Linked DNA regions of Homo sapiens: region 2 is linked to region 1. Evidence: chromatin loops called from intact Hi-C (ENCODE). Cell type or tissue: mammary epithelial cell. All regions are shown on one strand. Each heading gives the region's core, and the rest is flanking DNA. Links, peaks and the distances in the headings are about the cores only.

Region 1 (4,387 bases), core at 163-4,162:
ACTTGAACTCAGGAAGTTCAAGGTTGCAGTGAGCCAAGATCGTACCACTGCACTCCAGCCTGGGCAACAGAGCCAGACCCTGTCTAAAAAAAAGAAAGAAAAAAAAAGTACTTTTCTCGGTGTGTTATTCATTCAGGCTGGGGCACACAGACATTAAACAAATCCCTGCCCGGAGCTGACATCCTAGTGGAAGGAACACAGTAAACAAATGAATGTGGCCATTATTTAGGCAGGACCGAGGAGTTAACGAGGATTCAGTTGTTGGGAGCACTTGCCTCAGTTGCAAAACTTAACAGAACACGAAAGAGACTTCAGTCATCAACATAAAAATATTTCAGCACAATGTTTTCAAAAAGCAAAGTTGCTGTTAGCCTAATACTGCTCTAAAAAAAAAATGTCAGCCACGCGTGGTGGCTCATGCCTGTAATCCCAGCACTTTGGGAAGCCTAGGCAGGCGGATCACAAGGTCAAGAGATCAAGACCATCCTGGCCAACATGGTGAAACCCCGTCTGTACTAAAAATACAAAAATTAGCTGGGCGTAGTGGTGTGCGCCTGTAGTCCCAGCTACTCGGGAGGCTGAGGCAGGAGAATTACTTGAACCCGGGAGGTGGAGGTTGCAGTGAGCTGAGATCACGCCACTGCACTCCAGCCTGGGTGACAGAGCAAGACTCCATCTCAAAAAAAAAAACAATACAAAACAAACCAAAAAAATTGTTTGTCTTGGTTGGGTGCACTGGCTCATGCCTGTAATCCCAGCACTTTGGAGTTCAAGATGGGAGGATCACTTGAGCCCAGCAGTCTGAGACCAGCCTGGGCAATAGAGTGAGACTCCGACTCTACAAAAAAATTCTTTAAAAATTAGCTGAGCAGGCCAGGCGAGGTGGCTTACACCTGTAATCCAAGCATTTCTGGGAGGCTGAGGCGGGTGGATCACCTGAGTTCAGGAGTTCGAGAGCAGCCTGGCCAACATGGCAAAACCCCGTCTCGATTTAAAATAGAAAAATTAGCTGGGTGTGGTGGCGCATGCCTGTAGTTCCAGCTACTCAGGCAGCTGAGGCAGGAGAATCGCTTGAACCTGAGAGGTGGAGGGTGCAGTGAGCCGAGATCATGCCACTACACTCCAGCCTGGGCGACAGAGCAAGACTCCATCTCAAAAAAAAAAAAAAAGCCAGGCGCGGCAGCTCACACCTGTAATCCCAGAACTTTGGGAGGCCGAGGCAGGCGTATCACCTGAGGTCAGTTCAAGACCAGCCTGACCAACATGGTGAAACCCTGTCTCTACTAAAAATACAAAATTAGCCAGGCATGGTGGTACATGCCTGTAATCCCAGCTACTCGGGAAGCTGAGAGAGAAGAATCGCTTGAACCCAGGAGGCAGAGGTTGCAGTGAGCCAAGATTGTACCATTGCACTCCAGCCTCAGCAACAAGAGGGAAACTCCCTCTCGAAGAAAAAAAAAAAATTAGCTGGGCATGGCAGCACATGCCTGTAGTCCCAGCTACTCAGGAGGTCGACGTGGGAAGATCGCAGGAGGTTGAGGCTGCATTAAGACAAGATTCTGCCACTGCACTCCAGCATGGGTGACAGAGTGAGACCCCATCTCAAAATAAATAAATAAAAGTCTTTTGGGCCAGGCGTGGTGGCTTATGCCTACAATCCTAGCATTTTGGGAGGCCGAGGTGAGTGGATCGCCTGAGGTCAGGAGTTCCACAGCAGCCTGACCAACATGGAGAAACCCCGTCTCTACTAAAAATACAAAATTAGCCGGGTGTGGTGGCGCATGCCTGTAATCCCAGCTACTCGGGAGACTGGGGCAGGAGAATGGCTTGAACCCAGGAGGCGGAGGTTGTCGTGAGCCGAGATGGCACCATTGCACTCCAGCCTGGACAACAAGAGCGAAACTCCATCTCAAAAAAAGAGACTTGTTTAAAAAATCAAAATTAGTGCAAAAAAACCAAATCCATGATGAACAAACTATCAATATTTTAAATAAAGACGAATCAGTAAGAGTGTCAAGTGAGTCACATTGGAGCCTGAGGCTAAAGGAGAAATCAGTTAAGACTGAGCCTGGATTCTGGGAGTCCAGCAAGGAGGTAACTACGATAGTCCAGGAGTGAAACGGTGGCGGATTAGACCAGAGAAGGACGGTGATAGTGGAAAGAACAGGGAATTCCAGGTATCTTGAAGGTCAAGGCTACAGAATTTGTTGAAGATGGCATGAGACTGGGGCAGAGAGAAGGTGCAGATGACGCCAGGGTTGCCGCATACGACAGTGTGAGTATCTGATTATCCTTTGTCTTCCCCACTTTCCTGTGAAACCTACGAGGGCGGGAGCTGTGCCTCCCAAGCCGCAGCCAGCACCCAGCATTCGCTCCAGGGCTCCAGGCCAACTGCCCTGGTGGAGAATGAGCTGTGTTACTCCGCGCGGCCACCAGGGGTCAGCAGAGCGCCGCCCTGCCCAGCCATGGCCATCCCGGGAAGAGTAGAAAGCCCGGATGGCGGCTTTTTAGGAAGTAAGGCCGGATTAGAAGGAGAAGCAGCAGGGACTGAGGAGGAGGCGGGTTCTGAGAAATGGGGCTGGAAGCGAAGTGTCCCAGGAGCTGGCCGAGAAGCAGGGGAATGAGCTACTGTTTCTGTCACTGCATCCATCCACCCATTTATTCCACCATTCAGTCACAGGCCACTCAGGGCCTTGCAGAGCCGGGTGAGAAACTCAGTGTGTCCTGAGGGCACTGGGGAGACAAGACTGGGTCCGATTTGCAGGAGCTGAGAGGAGGGGAAGAAAGTAGAGATTCAGGACATGCAAGCTCACAGCCAACCTGCCTCCCAGGTGGGCCTGAAGAGCATGCAATTAACATAAATGTTAGCAAAACAAATAATATTGGCCGGGCACGGAGGCTCACACCTGTAATCCTAGTGCTTTGGGAGGCTGAGGTGGGAGGATTGCTCGAGGCCAGGAGTTCGAGTCTGCAGTGAGCGACGATTGTGCTACGCACTCCAGTCTGGGAGACAGAGCAAGACCCCATCTCTACAAAACATACAAAAAGTTAATCAGGAGTGGTGGCGCATACCTGTGGTCCCAGCTACTTAGGAGGCTGACATGGGAGGATCACCTGAGTCCGGGAGGTAGAGGCTGCAGTGAGCCGTAATCACATCACTGCACTCCAGCCTCGGTGAAAGAGTGAGACCCTGCATAAAAAAAAAAAAATACAAGTAATATTAAATTAATAAAAGCTAACAATCATTGGACCCTTACGAGATAGCAGGCCTTGTTTTAATCGCTTTTCACCATCAATTTTCTTTTTCTTTTTCTTTTTCTTTTTCTTTTTTTTTTCTGAGACTGAGTCTTGCTCTGTCACCCAGGGTGGAGTGCAGTGGTATGATTTTGGCTCACTGCAACCTCTGCCTCCCGGGTTCAAGCGATCCTCCAGCCTCAGCCTCCTGAGATCTGGGATTACAGGCGCCCGCCACCATGCCTGGCTAATTTCTGTAATTTTTTTAGTAGAGACAGGTTTCACCATGTTGACTAGGCTGGTCTTGAACTCCTGACCTCAAGTGATCCACCCGCCTCAGCCTCCCAAAGTGCTGGGATTACAGGCGTGAGCCACTGCACCAGGCTTGTGTTTTGTTTTTGAGACAGGGTGTTGCTCTGTCTCCCAGGGCTGGAGTTCAGTGGCACAATCACAGCTCACTGCAGCCTCAATCTCCTGGGATCAAGGGACCCTCCTGCCTCAGCCTCCTGAGTAGCTGGGACTACAGGGGTGCACCACCACACTCAGCTAATTTTTGTATTTTTTTGTAGAGAGGGTTTCACCATGCTGCCCAGGCTGGTCTCGATCTCCTGGGCTCAAGTAATCCTCCCTCCTTGGCCTCCAAAGTGTTCGGACTACAGGCATGCACCACCTCACCCCTCACCCAGCCCTTTTCTTCTTTTTTTTTTTTTTTTTTTTTTTTGAGATGGAGTCTTGCTCTGTTGCCCAGGCTGGAGTGCAGTGGCCTAATCTCAGCTCACTGCAAGCTCTGCCTCCCAGGTTCACGCCATTCTCCTGCCTCAGCCTCCCGAGTAGCTGGGACTACAGGCACATGCCCGGCTAATTTTTTTGTATTTTAAGTAGAGACGGGGTTTCACCGTGTTAGCCAGGATGGTCTCGATCTCCTGACCTCATGATCCGCCTGCCTCAGCCTCCCAAAGTGCTGGGATTACAAGCATGAGCCACCACACCCAACCTTCTTTTTTTTTTTTTTTTTGAGACAAGAGTCTGGCTCTGTTGCCCAGGCTGGAGTGCAGTGGCGCGATCTCGGCTCACTGCAACCTCTGTCTCTGGGGTTCAAGCGATTCTTCTGCCTCAGCCTCCCAAGTAGCTGGGATTACAAATGTGTGGCACC
Region 2 (4,387 bases), core at 222-4,221, 110 kb after region 1:
AACAGTGTATTGTACTGCACGCACATATTTTGTGCATCTGCTGGGTTATAAGACCTAAATGGTAGAGTCATTTGCACCACATCCTGGACAGGCTAGAGAATCTCCTCTTGCTCTGGGCTCCACCGGCCTTACAGTTCACTTCGCTGATGAGTGAGAGCAGGTCTCCCGGCCATGATACAAGCTGCCCCCAAAATTCCAAAGGGCTTTTTCTTACCACCTTTTCCATCAAAGGATGGGGGTATAGGGGATGAAAGTTTCAGTAGCTTGCCCTGTGTTTAGGGAAAAAACAAAATTCTAACAAAACTCTTCTCCCGGACCTCCAAAATATCTCTGGGCTGGCAGGTCTCTGTATTTTTTTTTTTTTTATTGAACTTCCTTAAATGCACATAAGTCAGCTAATACTTCCATGGTACCTGTTTCTTTCTGCTCTTGGTACATCGATATTATTATTATTATAATTATTTAATTATTATGAAACAAGGTCTTGCTCTGTCGCCCAGGCTGGAGTACAGTGGCACAATCACAGATCACTGCAGCCTCCACCTCCTTGGCTCAAGTGATCCTCCAGCCTTAGCCTCCTAAGTAGCTGAGACCACAGGTGCACACCACCATGCCTGATAATTTTTTTTTTTTTTTTTTTTGGAGACGGAGTTGCCCTCTGTTGCCCAGGCTGGAGTGCAGTGGTGTGATCTCAGCTCACTGCAAGCTCCGCGTTCCGGGTTCACACCATTCTCCTGCCTCAGCCTCCTGAGTAGCTGGGATTACAGGCACCCGCCACCACTCCCGGCCAATTTTCTTTCTTTTTTTTTTTTTTTTGTATTTTAGTAGAGACGGGGTTTCACCATGTTAGCCAGGATGGTCTCGATCTCCTGACCTCATGATCCACCTGCCTCAGCCTCCCAAAGTGCTGGGATTACAGGTGTGAGCCACCGCGCCTGGCCCAATACCCGGCTAATTTTGTGTGTGTGTGTGACGCAGTCTCGCTCTGTCGCCCAGGCTGGAGTGCAGTGGCGCTATCTCTGCTTGCTGCAAGCTCTGCCTTCTGGCTTCATGCCATTCTCCTGCCTCAGCCTCCCGAGTAGCTGGGACTACAGGCACCCGCCACCACGCCCGGCTAATTTTTTTTTTTGTAATTTTAGTAGAGACGGGGTTTCACCGTGTTAGCCACGATGGTCTCAATCTCCTGACCTTGTGATCCGCCTGCCTCGGCTTCCCAAAGTGCTGGGATTACAGGCCTGAGCCACCGCGCCCGGCCAATTTTGTATTTTTAGTAGAGATGGGGTTTCACCATATTGTCCAGGCTGGTCTCAAACTCCTGACCTCGTGATCCGCCTGCCTCGGACTCCCAAAGTGCTGGGATTACAGGCATGAGCCACCACGCCCAGCCAGAATTTTTTCTTTTTTCTAGAGAAGGGGGTCTCCGTATGTTGCCCAGTCTGGTCTTGACCACCTGACCTTCATTGATTTTCCTACGTCGGCCTCCCAAAGTGGTGGGATTACAGGTGTGAGCCACTGCCACCGGCCAGTAATTATGCTGATGAAAGACCTGTTTTTTCTCCAGTTCCTGGGATGGCTCTAGGGAGGGTTATTTACACTGTGAGTGAGGAGGCATTCACAGAGAAGTTCCTCCAGAGTGTGGAAGAAGCACTACCATTTGGCACCAACGCCTGGAGAACAAAGGAGGAGACCATTGGCCAAAGAGAGGCATTTCCATTTTGTTGGAACCTGCTGACCACCAACCCATAGCATTTTTTCCCTTTCTTCCTTGCTAATCCAATCGCAGATTCATTGAGGAGGTGAGAGGTCCTGAGATCCAGGCTGGAAGAGGAGTGATTGGTCTACCTGGTTCTCAAGGGATAATGTTGCCCCCTAGAGGACATTTTGGAAATTATTAAGGAAAATTAACGACTGGTTTTTTGGTTGTCATCTGGTTCTCAAGGGAACAGTATTGCTTCCTTGGGAGAATTTGGAAACTTACCTTTTTTCATCGTCACAATGGTGAAGGGTTTGTTACTGGGATTAGAGGACAAGGACCAGACATGCCAAGATGTTCTACAATATAGCATTCCTAATTAATAATCACCTAATGAATAAAGCTCAGATAGCACTTAAAAAGTGGGGAAAGGACTGTTTATACTAAATTATGCTAAGCTGTAACACTGAACTATTCCAGTTCTTTTGAAATTGTTTACATAGCAAAATCATAGTTGACTCCTGGCCATTTAAGACTTATGCCACCACTCTTGGGATAGTGAAAATGTTTTGCAACTAGATTGAGGTGGTGATTGTATAATATGGTGAAAGTACTAAAAGCCACTAAATTGTGCACTTCAAAATGCTGCCTAATTTTATATTATGTGAATTTCACCTCAATAAAAATGTCTTTTTTTTTTTTTTTTTGAGAGGGAGTCTTGACCTGTTGCCAGGCTGGAGTGCAGTGGCGCAATCTCAGCTCACTGCAACCTCCACCTCTCAGGTTCAACCCATTCTCCTGCCTCAGCCTCGCAAGTAGCTGGGACTACAGGTATGCGCCACCACACCCAGCTAATTTTTTTGTATTTTTAGTAGAGACAGGGTTTCACCATGTTGACCAGCATGGTCTCAATCTCCTGACCTTGTGATCCACCTGCCTCGGCCTCCCAAAGTGCTGGGATTATAGGTGTGAGCCCCCGGGCCCAGCCAATAAAAATGTTTTTTTAAAAGGATGCATATTTCCAAACATGAGACTATACCATCACATTTAATTTTTCCCAGAAACTATAAAAAGTAGAAGTGAAGAGAGGAAAGGGAGACACTTTTAGACCTTCAATGAGTCTGCAAGTACAGGAGAAAATAATTTATGCAGCAATTAGCTTTATTTTCAGGGCTCTTTTTCTTTTCTTTTTTTTTTGTTGAGACGGAGTCTCGCTCTTTTGCCCAGGCCGGAGTGCAGTGGCGCTATCTTGGCTCAGTGCAAGCTCTGCCTCCTGGGTTCATACCATTTTCCTGCCTCAGCCTCCCGAGTAGCTGGGACTACAGGCACCCGCCACCATGCCCAGCTAATTTTTTGTATTTTTAGTAGACACGGGGTTTCACCGTGTTAGCCAGGATGGTCTCGATCTCCTGACCTCATGATCCGCCCGCCTCTGCCTCCCAAAGTGCTGGGATTACACGCGTGAGCCACCGCGCCTGGCCAACAAAGTGATCATTTTACAAGAGTTATGGCATAGTCACAGGTAAGAACCTGGGTCACTGGGTCACTCCCTAACCAATTACGAATTACTATATGCCATGGACCTTCAGGATTACTTTCTTTTTTGTTTTGTTTTTGTTTTTTTTTTTGAGACAGAGTCTCGCTCTGTCACCCAGACCGGGGTGCAGTGGCGCGATCTCAGCTCACTGCAACCTCTGCCTCCCGGATTCAAGCAATTCTCCTGCCTCAGCCTCCCGAGTAGCTGGGATTACAGGCATGTGCCACCACGCCTGGCTAATTTTTTTGTATTTTTAGTAGAGACCGGGTTTCACCATATTGGCCAGGCTGGTCTCGAACTCCTGACCTTGTGATCCACCCACCTTGACCTCCCAAAGTCCTGGGATTACAGGCGTGAGCCACCGCGCCCAGCCCAGGATTACTTTCTTTCTTTCTTTTGAGACAGAGTTTTGCTCTTGTTGCCCAGGCTGGAGTGCAATGGCACAATCTCGGATCACTGCAACCTCCACCTCTCAGGTTCAAGCGATTCTCCTGCCTCAGCCTCCCAAGTAGCTGGGATTACAGGCATGCGGCACCATGCCTAAAATTTTGTATTTTTAGTAGAGATGGGGTTTCTCCACTTTGGTCAGGATGGTCTCGAACTCCCGACCTCAGGTGATCCGCCCGCCTCGGCCTCCCAAAGTGCTGGTATTACAGGCATGAGCCACCGTGCCTGGCCTCTATTTTTCTTTCTATAATCCATGTACATTTTCCTTTAATAATATAAGGCAACTAAACAGCACTTTATTTTCAGAGGCTTATCTAAAAGATACTTGACACAGCCCTTTGCAGCTGGGTCATTCTCTGAATTCTAAATGTCGTTTCCTGCACAAAGTGGTTATTTGATCTTGTAACTGGCATTTTCCCCGGAGATTAGGAAGTGGCACACCAAAGTGCAAAAAACTTTGGAATCAGAACTTTAATTTTTAATCTTTATTTTATTTATTTATTTATTTTTGTGACAGAGTCTCGCTCTGTTGCCCAGGCTAGAGTGCAATGGCAAGATCTCCACTCACTACAAACTCCACCTCCCGGGTTCAAGTGATTCTCCGCCTTCAGCCTCCTGGGTAGCTGGGATCACAGGCGCACACCACCACACTCGGCTAATTTTTGTATTTTGAGTAGAGATGGGGTTTCACCATGTTGGCCAGGCTGGTC

What was found. Hi-C counts contacts between places; a loop is a spot of excess contacts. Peaks named below come from ENCODE experiments on the same cell type or tissue, not always from the same donor. Only the 100,000 strongest peaks of a DNase experiment are listed, where the experiment ranks them.
Region 2: a loop joins it to region 1, with 11 times the contacts of the local background. A loop is called at or near these places in 33 of 110 quality-filtered maps.

What each region holds. Positions count from the first base shown.
Region 1 is chr19:47,010,708-47,015,094 of GRCh38, forward strand. No RefSeq gene overlaps it. Among named protein-coding and RNA genes, the nearest start is that of NPAS1, 6.9 kb to the right of the region's middle. RefSeq lists a silencer at 694-907. In mammary epithelial cell, for the core only: a CTCF peak has its summit at 2,437 (motif pointing right); a DNase peak (open chromatin) is centred at 2,384; H3K27ac peaks cover 269 bases.
Region 2 is chr19:47,123,535-47,127,921 of GRCh38, forward strand. No RefSeq gene overlaps it. Among named protein-coding and RNA genes, the nearest start is that of SAE1, 5.1 kb to the right of the region's middle. In mammary epithelial cell, for the core only: a CTCF peak has its summit at 1,846 (motif pointing left); a DNase peak (open chromatin) is centred at 1,847.